Regions from separate parts of the Homo sapiens genome. Here region 2 is linked to region 1. Evidence: chromatin loops called from intact Hi-C (ENCODE). Cell type or tissue: GM12878. All regions are shown on one strand. Each heading gives the region's core, and the rest is flanking DNA. Links, peaks and the distances in the headings are about the cores only.

Region 1 (10,429 bases), core at 1,852-6,851:
CAAATCAAAGGGATGCCTTTTCTGTGGTGAACAATTCAGCCATTAGCCGCATTTCTAGGACATCTCCATTTGCCAGTGAAGCCAGCATCAGTCTCGGCTAAGATCATAGAGCACAATGACCAATGAGTCAGGTGCAAATGGCCTTTGGCATTAATGGAAGAGATAATTAGGCAAGAAGGCAAGAGTTGAATGCAAAGGAACCAAAACTACATTTAGACATAACCTGTCATGTCCATCATGGTCCATATATCTGCTCAGAGATATATGATGGTAGGAAGTAGGGAGATGGAGATCAACTAAGATTTTAGAAAGAAGAAAGCCACAGAATCCTTCACTGATTCCAAAAAGCAGGAAAGAAAAGACAAGATACCAAGATTTCTAAGGTGACAGACAGAGGAGGAAAGGGAGGAATAAAGCTGGGGAGGGGTAATGCTACTTCTTTGGCACCTCAAGAAACATTTGCCTGAAAGCACCCAAGATGGGAAGCAACAGTGATGCAGTGAAAAAAACACACGGGCAAATCATGGAACCTCTCTGGGCCTCAGGCTCCTCATCTAAACTTCACAGGGTTGTTATGAAGAATAAGCAGCATAATGATAGAACATGTAAAAACACTTTATTAGCTGTCATTTCTGTGGAACCCAGGGCCTAACTTTCTGACTGAAAAAGCAGGCAACAGAACAAAAATGCTTCTCTAGAGAGATAAAGTAACTGACCCCTCTCTCTTCCTTTAGAGCCCAGATTAAATGCCCCTTCCCTAGAGGGGCTTCCTGGTCACTTATTTAAAGCTCATGTCCTTTATTCTCTACTTGACCCCTCATTTGTCTTCCTCATAGCCCTATCTCAACTCCCAACAATCTAATGGAGGGGAGGGTACAAATAGTACTCCCATTTTACTCAGAAAACTGAGTCAAATAAAAGTTTAGGCCACACAGCTGGTAAGGGGTAAAGTCAGGATTTCAACGTAGCTGGTGTGGCTCCAGCGTTTTTGCTCTCAACTACCATGCAATACTATTAACATGGAATCTGAATAAAAAGTTGAAATTAACAAGAACAAAGGTAGTAATGTCTAGAGTCAGCATTCACCAAGAGGACAGGGTAGAAGGGAGGAGAAAAAAACTAAAGGAAAATGGAAGAGAATTATGAAATGTTTGTCATCTTGAAAGAAAAGGAAAAAAAAAAAAAAAAAAGGAGAGCAAGAGTTGTATGTCACTGCTGCGTGCCCAAATCTGTTATGTAAGGGCTGGCTTATGCTGGCTCCACTGCCTTGGCTTTAGGGCCTTACCTGTCAGAGGGAGCTTGATGCTGCTGCCAACCTCCTAAACTGTGTGGTGTTTTCTCCCCTCATGCCTATGCTAAGTTATTCTCCTGTCAATAATCTTTCATCTGTGTTTCTTTCAGAGGCATCTACTGCAAGTGCAAAAGAATTGTGGTGAAAGCTGCCTGATCAACAGCTATAACCTGGCAGAATTTCTCCTTCCAGCCTTACCTGAAAATTGCTTATTATGAAATACTATACCACAATGCTTCATGCTTATTCCAATCTCAGATTAAAGGCAAACTCTTTGTCCAAAACAGTACACACCCACAGGTGGGGGTGTATATGAGCAGTTTTGACAACGAACAACAAAAGTTGGACCTAAATTTTTCACTTAGCACAAGCCTAGTAATTTTATTATTGTTATTATTGGATGTAGTTGCATTGAGGATTCTCTTATTAGAGACATATCTTGGTTCAAGTAATCAATGGAATGTGTGGGGGAAACACATTTAAAAATGAATTTGGAAATGTTTCCAGGAGTGGTGGTTTTACAAGAGGACTCATCACAGATTTTTTCACAGAATCTTTCCTAATCTTTACGAAGGTTTGAGGCTCTAACTCAGTTCTCGTAATGGACTCTCTCTTGGTTGGAAAGAAGACAACCCAAAATTCCAACATTTGGTGAGTTGACAAAAGTGACATGTGGTGTCTCTTTCATTCTTGTAGCAGCTGTCTCACATGAAAGGCAGTGAATCAGAGTTCTCCGTGAGGACAGCAGGAGCTGGTCCCCCTGCCTTTAAGGTCACTCCCAGAGTCTTTCCCTACAAGTTGGCCTTGGCATCTGCAAGAGCAGCAAAAACAGAACACACAGGGGCCCTCACACCACAAACCTAAATAGTCTAAAAGTTATAAGCCAAGCTAATAAACCATTAAATAAAATAGTCTACCTTCCCATCTTGACAAATATACCTCTATGACAACAAAATTGAAAAAAGGAGTGCAGCTATGGGATTTTTTTTGATTGCTAGTCAGCAAGACATCAAAGATGACTGATATTCATTATTACTGTGTATGTCAGCAGTTCTTTTGACAGGCCAGTAATGTATAGATGAGTCATAAACACATATATAACTCATAAATATGTTTACTTCATAAAATACAATATTTCTTGTCTTCATTTTTATAAAATACTTAAGTTATTATAGTTAAGGTTTTCCCATAAATTTCCTTATATTGACAGTAATGCTAAATTAGATAATCTTTTTTGAATCATCATAGTTGTTAGATTATTTTCAGTATTTTCAATTTTGACAAACTTCTTTATGTTGAGGCAGTAACTACTGGAACTGTCAAAATTATTACAGTAAAATAAATTCAGAGATGGCCACTTTATGTATTATTTTATGTTCAAATATAACATAATCATAAATGATAAACTATATTGGCTATACAAAATGTAACAATATTTTAATTTAACCATTCCAATCGCCATCTCATTCAACTTCTGCCCTCTTTCAAAGTAATATGTAAATCCATAAAGAATTTAGTTGTTGTTTTTTCAATTTTTTCAATGCTGAGTTATAAAGAAAACCAAACACAGCAGGATGTTGCTCAATTTGTTAAAATCTTCTTTCAATAAAGACTACTGCCTGATCTACGGTGGGCAGAAGATAATGTCTACAGAAAGTGTATTCAGGGTCACATACATGTAAATCTTTCCCATTATAGAGTGCATGACATTTATTGGAAAGCTTTTGTGTGGCTTCCTAGTTTCTTTCTAGGTAGTAAAACTATTTTCTCTAAAATGTTTTGAAATATTTTTAAATCACTTATCAAATGAAGTAACTCTACTTTGATACTTCTGGGTTTTTATGAAATAAAACTTTTGTAAACATTATTAATAGCAAACAACAGTTCACATTAAATGACCATGGATACACAAATTCAAAGTTAGCTTCTGCAAAGACTATTATCAATTCTTTCTTTGTGGAACTGTTGTTATATCACATAATTGTTGTAGTATATCTTTTCTAAATTTAATCTAAACATTTTAGTAACATTTAGTTGGCATCGCCATCAGATGTCAAAAAGTAGCTTTAAGGTCAATTTCAATGTATTTCCTTGGGATGTTCCATATTTAGACAGATTCAGAAAACAAAGTACATCATCTCTGAATTGTTCCAAAGAATATCATTGCTTTGGGTGAATTGGAGGCTATACATCCTAATAACAAACACACTACATAACTTCAAATAAGCTACTTGAAAATAAACTGTATTTGAATTTCGAAGAGATTTTATGATAACATGTACTATAACTATGCTTATCTAATTTAAAAACTTTTAAAATATATTTTCTAAATGTAATTCTGGGTTTATTGATGGAGAGAAAAGAGGAATACTGCTGTTAGAAAGAGAAGAAAATACAGGTGATAACTTGACCATGAAAAATAAGCCTACAGATCACTAAGAGTTGACTTTGTTCTTACAACAAAAATACACTAAATACGTAAAATTTTAAAATTACAATTAAATTTCTTTGGGCGAGGGGCGGTGGCTCATGCCTGTAATCCCAGCACTTTGGGAGGCCCAGGCGGGTAGATTGCCTGAGGTCAGGAGTTCGAGACCAGCCTGGCCAACATGGTGAAACCCCATCTCTACTAAAATAAATAAATAAATAAGCAAGCAAGCCAGGCGTGTAATCCCAGCTACTCGGGAGGCTGAGGCAGGGGAATTGCTTGAACCAGGGAAGTGGAAGTTGCAGTGAACCGAGATCGCACCACTGCACTCCAGCCTGGGCGACAGAGCGAGACTCTGTCTCAAGGACAAAAAAAAATTATTTGGACTCAGATTCTGTCTCAGATCTCTCAGGTACAACTTCCTCTATCTCTGAGGTTTCCGTATGTGCTATCTTGAAAACCGTCAATTCCCTATAGAGATATATCAAAGAAATAGATTTCTGAAACAGCAGCACAGAACGTCCTCATTTTCTAGTTACAGTTATGAAGTAACAGAAAACAAAAAGACACCTTTATGCTTTAGTGTGAGCTCACTAATACCTAGTCCCAGGCTCAATCACCTTTTCAGCATCATCTCAAAGGCAAAAGTTTAGCTTCTCACTAAGTTCTAACGGAAAACAACACTAGAGGGCGCTGGGAGTTTGCAACTTAGGACTGTCTTCTCACCCAGGAACACAGTGTTTTGTTCTCCGAAGGATACCAACACCAATTCAATCCCTGAAAATGTCCGTTATCATCACAGTTCCAATGAATCAAGAGCGTGATCCTACAAATATGTTTTCCCTGAATACAAAAGGGGAAAGAACAAGAATCTCACTGGCTTTAGCAGTTTAATAGTGTACCATCCAATCAGGTGAAAAAGATATTAAATAAATTCCAAGGAGGGGAAAGAGGGAAGAGCAGAGCTTGTAGCTTACAGTTTCTTTCTTTCAAGTCATGTGGTAAGTGAATTTTTGGTGTGAGCGTTCATGAGAATTTCTGCCAAAAAATAAAATGGTCAAGTCTTGCATTAAGTCAGGCTGAGTTGATGTTCAATACACTAACGGCTAAAGATAGAAGTTCCCATTATAAATCACATCTCAAAATGCTAGTAATTTGCATTTAGGACAATGAACTGCAAATTCTATTCAAAAGGTAAAATTAAAATAAGACTTTCAGGTGTTGTTCTCTCCCAAATCTTTACAATCTTATGACCATTGTGGGGAAAAAATTTGTGGGGAATGTTGAAGCACATCTTACCTAGTCTCAGTGTGACCTAAGGGTTATCGTCCACACCAAAAAGGCAAAAGGCACCCTAGAGCTAGAAGTTGTCTTCCCTTTGAATGGAAGACAACTCAAACTCTAACTACACATTGTGGGAAAGCTATGATGTAGTAGCCTCTCATACTTTTGAAATGTATACATTTTTACAACGGCCCAACATCAATTTGCATATGGATTTGCAATTGCACATGCAATTGCAAAGATAGGATTTTACTGGTGATTACAACAACAACTTTTAAAACTACACTTCAGCCTGGCCAATCCAGTCTTCTCCAAGACCAGCACTACAGATCTGGCTGTTTGACATAGTGACAAGTAAAATATTACTTTTTCTATGAAGTTGTTTCATTTATATGTTTGGTCAAATCAAACTAGTCATAAATACATTTGCTGAACATAATCTATCCTAAGCCTTTTCAGTGTTTAAAATTATGGACACACTTGGAATTTTGTCATGTCACACAAGAAACATTGGCCCAGGAGGTCAAACATGGTCATAAAGTTCATAAACACGTCAATCTTCCTCCTACCACAGAGACTTTGAGTTTGCTGTTCAATCAACCCAAAGCAATCAGTCTTCTTCAAGGGGACCAGGAGTAAGTCTTCCTTTTTTTCAGGAACTGGTAGATTAAACATGGGCGCAAGACTCAAATACATACACGTTAATACACACACCTTGTCCAGATTTGGTTCCAGAATTTTTTCTGGTGCCTAAATCTGGTCACAGTGGACTTGTTTCTTCTCTTAACTGCTTTTCATACAACCCTAGGAGAGTCCCAGGTTCTGTCCTTGAATGAGACTTTCATTCCTGGCATACTAAGTCAAAATCAAAATGCACTTCCTGCAGAAACACTGTCATGAAAACAGGGGCACTTGAAGTCCCACAGTTTGTAGCTTAACTGGGTTGTTGAGGGCTGGCCTAAGAATGTAAAAAACATTTCCAACATTTTTGCTTTGGGAATGTGTAAGTTTCACTATCTGATTTTCAATGGAACATTTGAAGCAATACTTGTAAAGTGCAAAGTTTTGTAAAGGAAACAGATAAATATAAAATTACATGGAAGGTATCTTTAGCTTCAGATGCTGAAGGGACGGTGAAATTCTCTTCTAAAATAAAAGAAGGATTTTTAAGGGATTGCCACATTTTTGCAACTGAAGGCACATTGGATATTGATTTAGGTACTTCCCCACAGATGTCAATTTGGCTGAGTGGGGACATGTGGTCTGTCAGCAGAAGATTTTCAGTCCCTGAAGTAGAGGACAGAGCTCAGAAGAGAGTCCTAGAGAGGTTTTTTGTTTTGTTTGCTGTTTTTAAACAAGAAATCCTATAACAGAGATACAAAAATAAACAGATAAAATTTTTGTTTTAGAACAATGGTTTTCAAATTGTAGGTGGCTGTTCATTTGGTTTATGAAATTAAATGGGTCTTGAGACTCACATCTGTAGAATGAAATGGAATAGGGAAAAAATGGAGGGGGGCCATTGTATTTCTTACTGTTTGGGTGGTCACGATCACAAAATTTTTGAAAGAACACTGACCTAGAAGTTAACAAAAAGAGCCATGGAGTTAAAAAGTTAAAACCATTCTTAAAGTGGAATTGGCAAGTGTGAAAACTGGCGACTGTGTATTGCTTTTGGGAAAAGGAGATAGAAAATAAATTAGGAGTGTTTAAAAATTTGGGACCATTAAATAGTGCTCCAGGGTTAGAGAGGTCGTCTAGGGACTCTCTTTGTCCAGCCAGCTGTGGCTCATCCTAAATATGGCTTAAATATCACTTCCTCAGACCCACCTTGTCGCTTCTCTCCTCTGTCACCTTTTTTTTTTTAATAGAACTTATCACAATGTGTAACTATACATTTGTTTGTGTGTTTCTCTAATGTCTCTGTCTCTAGACAGCCTTTAAACTCTATGGTGACAAATTTTACTTCTGTGGTTGATTACTGCATAATACCTGGCCAGGCACTCAATTACTATTTAAAGAAAAGAGCATCAGGAGATATTGTGAAAGACTTTAAGATAGGCAAAAAAAAAAATTACTGGTGTCCTGCCTAGTATACCCTTCTAAGCTGCCAGAGCTGTTCGTTGCCTTTGAGCTGTTTTACCACCCTGTAAGTTATAGAAAACTGACAGTAATGCCAATGATTCTTATCCACAGAAATGCAAGTGAATCTTGGTGAATATGCAATGATTATTGTCATAGGAATATTAATAATTTTTTTCATCTACTAACAAATCCATCTTAGCATTCCTGGTAATATTAATTAATATATATATTTATTAATATATATCATATATAATTAATATATATTTATTTATATATCATATATAATTAATATATATTTATTAATATATCATACATAATATATTTATTAATATATATCATATATAATAATATATAATATTAGCGTATATGTGTGTGTTCTTTGACTTCTATTTAAAGCTAGTTGTAATATGTTAAAAGTTGTTCTTATTAATGAATTAATTAAAATTTTAATGAATGAGTTAAAATTTTAATTAAAGTATTAATTAAAAACTCTGACATGTTTTATATTTTATATTTATACTTTATATTTGGAGGGAAAGAGAAAGGAAAGAAAGAAAATGGAGTATTAGCTGGAAAGTCTATGTATGTGCTCATTCTCTTGGGGACTGACATTACCTGGTTGTGATTATGTTAAGAGAAAGAGGCTGGTGAAGGAAAGAAAAGGAAGGCATCAGAAACAAAGGTCATTTTATAAGGTAAACATGAGATAGCAATGTAGCCCACTTATAAAGCAGACTTTGTTTTAAACAGAGACATAAACATACATATAACATATGGGAAATAATGTGCTTATTCCATGCATTCTGTACTGGCAAGGCACATCTATTGTTGAGATCCTCAGCCTAGATAATCTGACACAGGTAGATCCAGAGAACAGTTATGATTTTTCACTGTCTACAGGCAAGCTGGTATAGGTACTACTCAATTCCCACCAAAGTCACCAATTAACAAAATGAATTATCCACTATGATGTCACTCAAACAGAACAAAGAGGAAATAATCAGGAGAGAAGTAAGTGTTACCCAGCAAAAATTAGTTGGAGGTGTGTTTACATGAATAAGGGTATCTTTCAATCAGAAAAAGTAAATCAGCAAGGCTAAAACTTGCATTTCTTAAAGATCATCAACCTGTTAATTAGAAAAGCTATGATAATTAAACTGAATTCAGGTGGTTTACTTAGAGTCAAGAATTAAGTTTATCGGGACCTCCCTTTAGCTTTATAAAATTAAGCTCCATTTACTAAATCTAGACACAGAGTTTAGGCAGGGTTTGCGTTTTGGTTCCATGGTCTAAATATTTATAATAGGTCTCCAATGAGTGTTCACATAGCTCTGGGTGATAGGTACTGATTCGATAACAAAAAGGCATTTTACTACACATCCCAGAGTTAAGTTAAATGCATAAATGTGCCATATTCACCAGAACAATAGTGAAGGTTCTAATGATGACATAATGCATAATAATAAACCCAAATGGGTTCTTTCAGCCATCACAAACAAGTCTGACGTAATTTTTATGTGCATTTTTGTCTCAAACATTTTTTTCAACTGTAAGCAAAACATATAACAAACATTTCAGAAAGACAAAAAAACACTTGTATAATGTTCTTGCAAATTTATACAATGCAGATTTGAATTCACAACACGCAGACACACACACACAGACACATATCTTGGCATACTGTAAACCTAAATTACAAATGGTAAATAATATTTTCCTTTATATAGCATGTCACAATCCACAAGCATCTTTGAGCATATTCATAAAACCCCTGTGAAGTCATTCATTGTTTTCCCCATTTTGTAGATAAGAAAATCAAGGTTCAATGATGTCTATTTCATAGATGAGGTAATCAAGTTTAGAAGTCTGGTTTGTGGCCACAGAACCAGAAAGAGGCATAGGTAAAGTTAAACATTAATCAAGGTCTGTCCTTTCCAGTTTTCCTGTTTTATCCTCTAACATAACTCATTCAAGTCAAACAAATATTATTATGATATTTTCTTCATTATTGCAATAAAAAAGTCCACACTGCCTGGGATACAGTCCCAACTCCACACTTGCTGGCTATGTGCTCTCAGTCAGATCACTTATCCCCTCTATGCCTGGTTCACTATCCTCAAATTGGGGATAATAATATCCCCTAACTGATAGCATTGTCATAAGGACTAAAATATTTATGAAGCGCTTAAAACTGTGCCTGGTGTCTTCCAAGTAAAATCAATTTCTTCTAATCTCAGCTTAGCAAAGTAAGACATTTGCCCTGAGGACCCAGATGACTGCTTGGACACTCATTGGTTGCCGTGTATCTGATGATCCATGGGCTGCAGGTGCAACTCACAAACTTCAGTAAGAATTTCCCAGCATCAATGCCCAGACTCGCCTCAGGAATCCTGCCACCAGGGGTCAGAAAGTTCCCTTGTGTTTATTTTGTTGAGCAATTTCACAGCTTCCTATCCAAAGACACAGAGAAACTGCCACTTGGGACTCATAGCCTCTTTCTAACCTGGGATAATAAGTACATGTTATATTTCAAGGAGTTACATTCCTTTCTATTTTTATTTATTGTAAATAATAGCAGCTGCCACTTAGTGAGCACCTACTAGATGTAAGATACTGGACTAAGCGTTTTCAACTATTTTTGTACCCCTAACAAAATGTACATCACTGTCTCCATTTCATAGGCAAGAAAACCTGAGACTCTGAGTGGTTCATCAGTTTATCCAAAGACACACAGCAAGTGGTAAAACTGACATTCACCTGGTTCCCAGGTGCTGTCTGTGAACTTCCAAAACCTACGCTCCTGACATACAAGACAGTGCTTCTCTCTAGAGCCAAATCATGCAATATTTACTTATTCTATCTTGTTTTTTTTTAGTACTCTATATTTATATCCTCTTAGGACTAAATTGTGCAATAATTATTTATCCTATCTTGCTTTCTTTTTTAACACTCTGTATTGTTTCAAAAGGACCTGAGACCCGCTTATACAAATACATAAACCAAATAAAAATTTTCCAAGAGGTTGAAAAACAGAAAATAGAAAGTAGAGATGAGGCCACGTCGAAAGTTAACATATGAACCGCATGTTACAAGGGCGCCTAAAATGACTAGCATCGGACCATGGATTCACCTTTTCATCTGCATTAAAGAGTTTAACTTCTTATCTTCTATTGTAGGAGAATCATGCAATGTTAAAATTATGCAGGACTTCAGTCTGATGCATATTTAAACATATTAGTTATTGTTAAAATGAGTTGTACCTAACTATTTGACCAAGCACCATTGATTAGCCAGTAGACTTGAGTTATAATCCCAGTTTGGTCACTAACTGGATGGGTGAT
Region 2 (10,429 bases), core at 1,717-6,716, 420 kb after region 1:
ACTGAGTTTTCCAATCTAAAAACACAGAATATCTTTCAATTGCTTTCTCAAATATGTTCCATAATTTTCTATGCAGAGATCAGGTACAATCTTGTTAGATTTGTATCTATGGTTTTGATTTTTTTTTTTTTTTTTTGAGACGGAGTCTCGCTCTGTCACCCAGGCTGGAGTGTAGTGGCGTGATCTTGGCTCATTGCAAGCTCCGCCTCCTGGGTTCAGGCCATTCTCCTACCTCAGCCTCCTGAGTAGCTGCAACTGCAGGCACTCGCCACCACACCCGGCTAATTTTTTGTATTTTTAGTACAGATAGGGTTTCACTGTGTTAGCGAGGATGATCTCGATCTCCTGACCTCGTGATCCACCCGCCTCGGCCTCCAAAAGTGCTGGGATTACAGGCGTGAGCCACCGGGCCCGGCTGGTTTTGATTTCTGATGCCTTTGTGAATGACATTTTTTTAAATTACATTTTTTCTGATTGCTATTGATATATAGAAATAGATTTTTGTATATTCCTCATATCTAGTGATCCTATTAAATTCACTGATTTTTCTAATAGTTTATCTTTGGATTCTTTATGATTTTCTATAGTCACAATATCATTGGTATTTCTTAAAATTGCTTTAGAGAACTGATCTGTAATACTCTAGAACTCATACAGCTAGAAAAAAATATTTTCACGTTAGACTAGTTCACATATAGAACTTTGATATCGTTTGGCTGTGTCTCCACACAAATCTCATCTTCAATTGTAGTTCCCATAATCCCCACATGTTGTGGGAGGGACCAGGTGGGAGGTAATTGGTAATTGAATCATGGGGGTGGGTTTTCCCATGCTGTTCTCGTGATAGTGAATAAGTCTCATGAGATCTGATGGTTTCATAAAAGGCAATTTCCCTGCACATGCTCTCTTGCCTGTCACCATATAAGACGTACATTTGTTCCTCCTTCACCTTCCACCATGATTGTGAGGCCTCCCCAGCCAAGTGGAACTGCGAGTCCATTAAACCTCTTCCTTTATAAATTACCCAGTCTCGGGTATTTCTTCATAGCAGTATGAAAATGGACTAACAGAAACTTAGTATATTTAATTACAACTATTCATGTTAGATTAGAAAATCTGGACTATTGGCCTCAGCACAAAATAATAGAAATGGCCCCTAATACACAAAGAACATGTTTATTTTCCTGGGAACTCAGAAAATACACATTTTGTGTGCCTTGCTGCTCCCCTATTCCCACTCACACCCCAAACATATACATCAAGAGAAAATAATACTGGCCTTTTTTTTTTTTTTTTTTTTTTTTTTGGAGGCAGCATCTTACTCTGTCACCCTAGGCTGGAGTGCTGTGGCGTGATCTCGGCTTACTGCAACCTCTGCCTCCCAGGTTCAAGTGATTCTCGTGCCTCAGTCTTCTGAGTAGCTGAGACTACAGGCATGCACCACCATGCCCAGCTGATTTTTGTATTTTTAGCAGAGACGAGATTTTTCCATGTTGGCCAGGCTGGTCTCGAACTCCTGACCTCAGTTGATCCACCTGCACTGGCCTCTCAAAGTGCTGGGATTACAGGTGTGAGCCACTGCACCTGGCCTAATAGTGACTTTCGATCAAACTATTTTTCCATGTCTATTTCTTTATCTTCAATTACGAAAGAAAATAAGAGGCTACTCGAAGGGATATATTTTATTTCCCCTTCCTAACATTATATTCTTCAGATGATACCACTTTTAACAATATATCATTTAACATCTATGAGACCTAATTCTCCTTACTTTCTTCTCTCCCAAATTCTCCTCCTTCCTGGGGTTACCAGGAAGGTCCCAATGTCCAGGCTAGCTACTTCCTTGCTGCTGAAACTTTTCCTATGTGTAAAGAGGTAGATATGAAGTTGGAGCCAGGTCTTGTTTGGCTGCATGAGAAAGCAATGGAGACTGAAACCAGCCCCCATCCACCCAGTGTTAGACCCAAAGAACTGACACAAAATGAAGGAGCAGAGCCTTTGGTTCTGTCTTCAGCAATATTTATTGGAAACAGCGATGCTTCCTGTGGTGAGAGTTTATACATTAAGCAGTAAGATTTGCCTTTCACTCCACATGATCCACTACTGCAGGTGGCACATCGGAAGCAGCACGTTAAACCTCTGAAAGAGTCTGTACAGCTAGATAAATAGAACTCTGCATACCTAACAGGACTTTCATGACTGATACAAATAAAAAAACACACTGATAAGCTTACACACAGCACTGTACACACAAAATGAAGACGATGGATAGAAAGGGCAGAAGTAAAAGTAGCGACTGAATTGGGAAAGAGTTTTGCATATGCAGCCATATACCTTAAACTGCTAAGCACAAAAATCATCTTTATTTGGTCCTCATTGAGGGCAGAATCTGCACAAATGATGTTCAAAGAACACAGGGTAAAAGTGGAAAGGAAAGGTATTTACTGTTTCTCAGTATATGAACTAGTGGAAAGATGGTTACTAGTGTTTTCTTCCTTGTGTCTCTGTGCCAAATGGATTCATGAAACATGTAATTCACAAATAAAACTGAAGTGAAGATATTTGTTCCCCCTTCCCTGTGCCCTTCAGAAATAGCCTAAATACATACATAGTTTCTGTATAGCAAGAAATTTAAGCTTGGATACCAGATTTCTTCCCAATTCCTCATAATGGAGAATTTCTTTTCAGTCCCTCTCACAATAATGCTGATTAACTGTCTTACTGAAAAATAATTTGGAATTACCGCTCTGGCTTTAATAGCAAGGAGGGAAGAAAACTGGCTATACGTCAGAAATAGCCATAAGTGTGAGGAGCTGAGATGCCTATTTGCAGAGAATGCTTTGAACCCACAATTAACACTTTTCTATGGATGCATTAAGAGACAAATTCATTCAGATCAGGAGACAATTTGCTGGTGAGGGAAGGCTTACTTTGACAATTCCATGACTCACATATTTGGGAAGGGACAGTGTGAAAGCAAAAGCTTTCTCCTCTTTGCATGGAGAAATGCAAAGAGACCTTCAGATGGCCCCTGGGGTGATAGACAATATCTTCGGTGGGATGGTTTTTCTGTGAAATGGCTCATGGTCATATTCTAAGAAACCACAGCCTCCTGAGAACTGTGTAAACAGCAGTTCTGTGACTACTGGCTGGTCTCAGATGATGTTTTAAAAAGCACATGCCACGCCCACCAGGCTAAGAGGATATCATCCATCACCATGACTCCTGTGGGAGCCCACAAGTCAACCAAAGTCACTTGGTGGGGCTGGATGACGTGGACCACTGCGGCCTGCACTTGGGATGTGTTATAAGCAGCATTGCCAAAGCAGTGGTTAACCGTAACTATCTGGGTCAAGAGGAGGCGAGCCAGCCAGCATAACATCCTAATGGGGCAGGGCAACCAGAATTTCCACATAATTGATGGGGAAGAAGCCTGAATGGCCATGCAGCATCCCCTCATACCAGTTCTCATCAATTTGGTTAGTGAGTGTGATGATATCGCCCTCTTTAAATCCCAACTCCCCTTCATTTTCAGGTTCAAAGTCGTACAGAGCTCGGCAGCAGGGCTGATCCATTTGGACACCTGGGAGTAAGAGCAGGAGAGAAGAGAAGAACACAAAAGGATAAGGGGTATTTAACTCACAGAATCTGCTGCCTGCTGTACCCACCTGGCTTGCTGCTCCCCGTCTTTCCTCCCTCATTCCTCTTCCTGTTGAAGCTTCTTCTTGCTACTGGACCTTAGTGTCCACTGCACTGGGCATCTTGCCCTCTACCAATCCTCAGAAGCTTTCTCGGACCTTTGGAAGTTGCTGCATATTCCTGTTTCTGTTTCCAGTATGAAAAACAGTCACATCTATTCTTGTGATACATACAACACAGTTCATTATAGTTTGCCTTCGTGATAATGCCCAGAAATAGGAGGGACAATGACTTAAGAAGAATATAATGATGTAGGTTAATAACACAGCATGGCAAGAATTCTCTCATCTGAGCACTTTAAAACCTTTGCATATCTGAAAAAGTATGGTGAATTACATGGAGAATGCTTTTAAGTAACAGTTCGGTTATCACTCTTTAAAATGATAACCCCAGCCTCTGGAAAACTGCTGTAATGTGGTGAAAACGGAATAATATAAAACACTGAGTTCAAGTTTTTACTTTCTGTGACCTTGCACATGGTACTTCGCTCTCAGTTTCACTGTCTGAAATTGGATGTAACAGTAGGACTTACTTCACATTACTACTGTGGCTACTAAATGAGATTATGTAAAAAATTTTGTAATTTATACTTGGTAAGGTAAACTGTTGCATACATAAATATATGCAGTGCACTGGAGCTATGGCATACAAAAATAATGTACTCCACCTTGAGTAAAATAATGAAGGATGAAATCATATCTTAAGAGGGATCTATTCCAAATGACCCGCTGTATTAATACTACATACATACACATGTAGATACAGACTCAGACAAGTGCACACAGTTCCCATGCCATCTAGGTGGCTGGAAAGGAAACAATGTAATTTATTTTTTTATTTAGAGAAAGAAGCAAATTACTGAGTCTCCAGATGAAAAGTGAAATATATGGTTGGTTTTCAGACAGGGAGAAGCATAGCTATACACAATTTCTGTGACTAGTCCTGGTGGCCAGCTCCAGGAGCCACAGCTGCTTATGTCATGCCCTGAAGTGCTGAGCGCAAAGGACAGAGAGCACCACCTGCCGGCTCAGACCTCGCTTTTTTTCTTAATAAGTCTCCTGAGAGCATCTTATAAAAAGTTTTCTACAGTAGAACATCAAGCACTGGGGATACAGGAAAAATAAAAGAAAGCTACCTATCTCTAACATCCACATCCAGTATAAGACAGTTCCCACTTCAAACAAGCAAATGTGGAGGTTGAAAATGTCTCCAGCACAGGCTGTTGTGTAATCTGCGTGTAGGAGTGGAGAGCAAGTGTGACAAGGTAAAGAATGCTCTATTTGGTATGCATCGATATTCCTGAGATAAAATGTCATCTAGCTTTTATTATATCAACCCCAGTGCCACAGCATGATAAAGTGATCAGAGGTGAGGCATGGGAAGGAAAACCCAGCAAGTGTCGAGTTTCAAAATATCATCTTCTACAAATATATTTAACCATATGCTTCTGTGACTCAAGAAATCCAGCTCATCAGCACATTTCTGGAGCCGCTTGCTGTCTGTGGGTTATATGCGAATGCATGTGGGGACACACTGTCCAGGGGCATTCACTGTCATACAGGCTGGATTCAGAGCGAACACGCAGGAGAAAAGATGACACTCGCAGACCAAACTGACAAGGAAAGGCGATTTACGACCACAAAGGAGGGTCAAAACAAAATGTGTTCGTGTGTGCTGATGATTGACAGAGAAAATGGGATATACAAAGAAAGTTTTATAGAGAAGAATGAGAAGGAAGGAAAGAAAAGGTAAATGAAAAAAAGACAAAAGGATTCCTTTAACAGAGTTTCTACCTGACAACTGACTCCATAAGAAATGTATTACTGCATATTTCCTATGCAGCCAGATTGGACTATTCCTAAAATTTCTGGAAGAGTGCCAATGGATATGCCAAGGGCTATGCAATAGGATCTGCAGTTTCAGCTCTTACCTGAAGGTTTGGGAGTGCCTGTGTGGGAGAGACCCCCATTGGGCTGAGTACTGTCTCCAGTTGGAAACTCCAGGCTCATTCGTGGTTTAGGTTGATATTCCCTTCTAGGCTGAGATGAAGCCTGTCTTATTCTGCAGTAAAAAGAAAAGTGGTGGAAAGGTTATGTAACCAGTTAAGAAGTAAAATGAAAAGCAAATATAAAGATTCAGGAAATGCTTGGGTCACCCACCATGCTACCATGATGAAGTGTGGGAAATCAAAAAAGGACCCTTAGTTTTCTTGTATGTATATGTCTGAGATTTTGGTGATGTCCCTTTATGGGGCCATGTCCTCACTGTCTTCATTCTCTCTCTCAATCCCTCACTTCCTCTCTCATTTATTCAGAGTCCTTTATCCAAATACGCACTGTGCTAGGTACCAGGAACACAAAAATGAATTAAAACACAGTTCTTGTACACAAAGGATAAATGCTTGAGGGGATGCATACCCCATTCTCCATGATATGATTATTATGCATTGCATGCCTCTATCAAAACACCTCATGTATCTCATAAATATATACACCTATGTACCCACAATTTTTTCAATTTTAAAAAAGACACAAACAGATTATGGTCTGTAAGGGAGACAGAACACAAACAACTGATTACTATAAATTTTAGTAAGCACTGTCAGAGATATCTACAAAGTGCCACAGGAACACAGGGGTGTGGTTGTGGGTGAAGGTGGGAAGGAGTCTATCTCTCCATAAGGAAGCTGGAGGAGGTTTAAGGAGAGAACTAAAAGATACACAGGAGCTGTTTCCAGATGAAAATGTGAAAGGGAGCTATTCTATTCAGAACATGAGAAGGTTTGGACAGAGGGAAGGAGGAAATATACTGTGTGCTCTTAGAAGAATGAGCAGTTTGAAATATAGGGAGGAGGAAAGGAAAGAGGGAAGACAAAAGGAAATTGGAAAGGTATGGCTAATAATTGTCTTCTACATACCCCTAAATATTTTCCAAAGTTTCAGTTATTCAATAAACAAAGTATGTAAGAGATATGCAAGGGAGGGCGAGGGTTTAGGGTATGGTAACTGTAGAATGATACTGACTTTGAACATATTTCAGAGGAAAAAAAGGAAAGGGCTCCCTTCATGCTCAAGAGACATTACAAAGACACATAGTATTTCTTTAGTATCTTTGAAGTATATGGTTTTAAAACCTTTCTGGAGGCTTCAGCATTACATAAATTTCCATAAGGCTGCGCCGAAGGAAAATGCTCAATTAAACCATGAATCAAAGAAAATACTGAAATGAGATCAGCCTGAGGGAAAACAACGAAAACAGGTGTGGAATCGTATGATTGGTGTCTTCTTCACGCAGGCAGCCATGTGATCAGCTGTGAGAGTCTAATCTGGCCATGTGGCCTAAGAAAAAAGCTTGCTGAGGTGACCCTTTGAGGTATACATGTTCAGCAAAATCATCCTGTTTAATCTGGCTAAATTAAAATAACACATATTATAACATAGGGCCACTGGTATATAGCCAAACAGGCTGTGCCCCACAACTCCACGGAGCCACATTCACACGGTAGTTTCCTACTACTACAGCCCTGCTGTGAGGTACATCTAATGAGGTGAAAGTAGCTCTCTCTGATGGCAGAGGACTTGACCGCCATTCAGAGAAACACAAGATGTGAAAAGAAACAGCCTCTCACACAGGTTATGGCTGGCTGTGAACTCCACTTGCACCACTGAGTGACCCTGGGCTAGTTACTTCACCTCTCTTAGCCTCAGTTTACTCATCTGTTAGTCGAGGCTAAAAACACTTAGGTTACAGGGCTGTTATAAGATTGATGATGATATGTATCCAGTACCCACATGGAATAACTGCTCAGCAAATGGCATCCATTATCAGCAGTAGCATCCTGGTGTTCCACCTGTGGCAGCCAAAATATAATCCAAGTATCGATCTCTCATAAGCAGAAAATTAGATTCAACAGAACAACGTAAAACAAAGCACAAGAAAAAACAAAATCAAAACAATCCACAAGGCGCCTCTGTAGGATAAGCGGAATTTTGGCAGACGTTTGTCTCCAAATGTATTCTATGATTTCCATTTCTTTATACATCATTTTATAGCAATAAAATGCAAATGTGAAATGCAGGGAACTGTAGAATACCTTTCTTCCAGTCTGACCGTGACTTGCTGCAGGATCTGGACTGCCTGCTTGTGGTACTCCAGCTGAGCTTGCACAAGTGCAGAGAGCTGGCTCACTTGTTCAATCTGCAGATTGATGGGAAAATCATGCCTTAGTTTTACACGTTACCATCCCTAAACAGCCACTACTGTTTCATACATACACCAGGGCTGCCCTCAACACACAGCCCCTGGTTGGTGGTGCTGATGACTGTGTGATAAGCCAACTAAGATAGATAGTTCTGCAGGTTTCAAATCCATCAAGGATAAAAGAAAGCATCCTTATGCTTAGAATCATGCGTATCAGTACCATGAGGAGAAGCAACATGGGTAACCCTCAGGAAGACCATATAGCTCTAAAGAGTCTCATGCTTAGCTACAATCTTGTATCTGGGATTTGACTTCTTTTATTCTATAGAAAAGAAGGTACACTGGCCAAAGGACTCTTTGTTCCTTATACTTTTCATGCTGTTAATATCGGTACTGTTAATAAAAATGTGACAATATCTCACATAATGTACCCGGAGAGGCGACATGGTATGACAGAAAATCTTCTGTGCTCTCTGAGCCTCATCTGTAATGTAAAAGGGTTAAATCAAGTGACATCTTGAGTTCATTCTTGCTCTAATATTCTAAGCTTGATTTCTCTTGATTTTATGTTTCACATTATGATCCAGCTGGGTAGCAGCCTCCAAGTCAACAGAAGCAGTGTTGTCCCATGAATTTGGGGATGGGGAGGGGTGCTGTGTTGCAGGGAAGGAGCACTGTGATTTGGAGCACCCCTCATGCACACAGTATTCCTCTCGAGGAGTTAGGTGGACACAAGTTGTTTTACATAAACAAAAACCTACACTGTCTCCAGGTGGTAGGAAAGTCTGGATATGTTCAACACACTTCCCCTGCCACAGTCAGGAGTAAGGCAAGTAGGCAATGTGATGGTTAATTTTAGGTGACAACTTGACTAGATTAAGGGATCCCCAGATAGCTGGTAAAGCATTATTTCTGGGTGTGTCTGTTAGGGTGTTTCCAGAGGAGACTGGCATTCACTTAGTAGACTAAACAAAGGAAGAGCTGCCCTTCCCTATGGGGGTGGAGACCACCCACTCAGCTCAGGACCCAGATAGAATAAAAAGCAGAGGAAAGGCAAGTTTGTTCTCTCTCTCTTCTAGCGAAGGGACACCCATACGCTCCTGTCTTTGGATGTCACAGCTCTAGGCTTTCTGGCCTTTGGACTCTGGGACTTGCACCAGTACTACTGATGCCCCCTGCTCCACAACTGAGTTCTCAGGCCTCTATTGAGTTATACATAGATCCTCAGAAATATCCTTTATCTTCCCACTATTGATAAGAGAGATGGTCCCTGACTTTACGATTTGTAGGCTTTATGATGGTGCAAAATTGATATGTGCTCAGTAGAAACCATACCTCAAGTACCCTTACAACCATTCTGTTTTTTACTTTTAATGCGTTATTCGATAAATTACATGATATATTCAAGACTTTAACCCCATCATAAGTTAAGGAGCATCTGTACTTTAAGATTCATTAGCAGTCGAGAATCTAGTTAAACTACAGGAATGCAGAAGAAACTTTTCTATTTCTCAGTCTACTTTATGACTGACAATTATTTAAAATAAATAACTATCTACTGAAGTTCTTATCACATAGTGTAATCAGATATTAATGCTTTTAAGGGTTATGGCCTTTAACATATTAATGTTGTGCCTCGATGATAAGATTAAATTGAAAACCACAGGAGTCACTTACATCCATCTCCAAGAGATTGAACATGCTTGACTCAGCAATTTCCTTAGACTCATCAAATTTCTCTAGAGCTTGACGAAGCTCTTCATCCGGAATCTTGCCTTGTCGTTTCTTCTTATAATCAAAATCCAGGCGTCGACCCTCCAACTTCTTTAGATGATGCTGCAAAAGTCAAGGGCAGGAATAGGCTTTGAAAGGGCTTATGGAAAAGGCTTATTTGAGCTCACTTCTCCATCACGTCCATTAACTTCCAAATTAAGATAGGCTAAGTTTTAAAATACAACGCCACCAGAGAAATAAAGAAACATGCATCAATGGGGCCAGTGCTTTCAAAGGCTAAATATGGGGGAATATCTTTAAAAATAATTAAGAATAAAAGATAAATTATAGGAAATATCAGTGCCCTTTATTTTCTGGCCTTGTCAGGCCAAAGCCAAGCTGGACTAAGCCTTTGCAGCCCATGACAGAAACAGAGAAGGAATGCACATGCCCTACACACAATGAAAGGACACACTCACAGGCCCCACAGGCCCTGTCTTCAAGAGAAATGGTATCTCATGAGAAGCCAGAGGAAAAACTCTTTCCTTGAAATTAAGTGAGATAGAAATGGCAGTCTTGCTTTTCAAATCATCCAGTCTGTTAGAATCACGTAAGTTGCTCATCACAATATGGATTCCTGAGCTCTTGAATCGATATCTAGGGTGGGGGCCTAGGAATCTACATCTTAACACTTGCCCCAGCTGACTGATGCAGCTGTCACCAGAGAAACTAAATCCAGTGATTTAGTTTAAGCCTCCCACTTGACATATAATTGAACTCAAGAACAAAATCTCACTTGGAAGGGACCTACCAAGGG

Evidence for each region. Hi-C counts contacts between places; a loop is a spot of excess contacts. Peaks named below come from ENCODE experiments on the same cell type or tissue, not always from the same donor. Only the 100,000 strongest peaks of a DNase experiment are listed, where the experiment ranks them.
Region 2: a loop joins it to region 1, with 7 times the contacts of the local background. A loop is called at or near these places in 13 of 110 quality-filtered maps.

The regions. Positions count from the first base shown.
Region 1 is chr9:18,207,410-18,217,838 of GRCh38, reverse strand. It overlaps a transcript of ADAMTSL1 not described here. Among named protein-coding and RNA genes, the nearest start is that of ADAMTSL1, 260 kb to the left of the region's middle. In GM12878, for the core only: a CTCF peak has its summit at 4,413 (motif pointing right); a DNase peak (open chromatin) is centred at 4,418.
Region 2 is chr9:17,788,698-17,799,126 of GRCh38, reverse strand. SH3GL2 (SH3 domain containing GRB2 like 2, endophilin A1) reads right to left here. Exons shown (of 9, transcript NM_003026.5): 6 at 9,577-9,735; 7 at 7,793-7,896; 8 at 5,630-5,760; 9 at 2,003-3,583. The coding sequence ends at 3,384. Among named protein-coding and RNA genes, the nearest start is that of SH3GL2, 210 kb to the right of the region's middle. In GM12878, for the core only: a CTCF peak has its summit at 4,711 (motif pointing left); no DNase peak of the experiment used is centred there.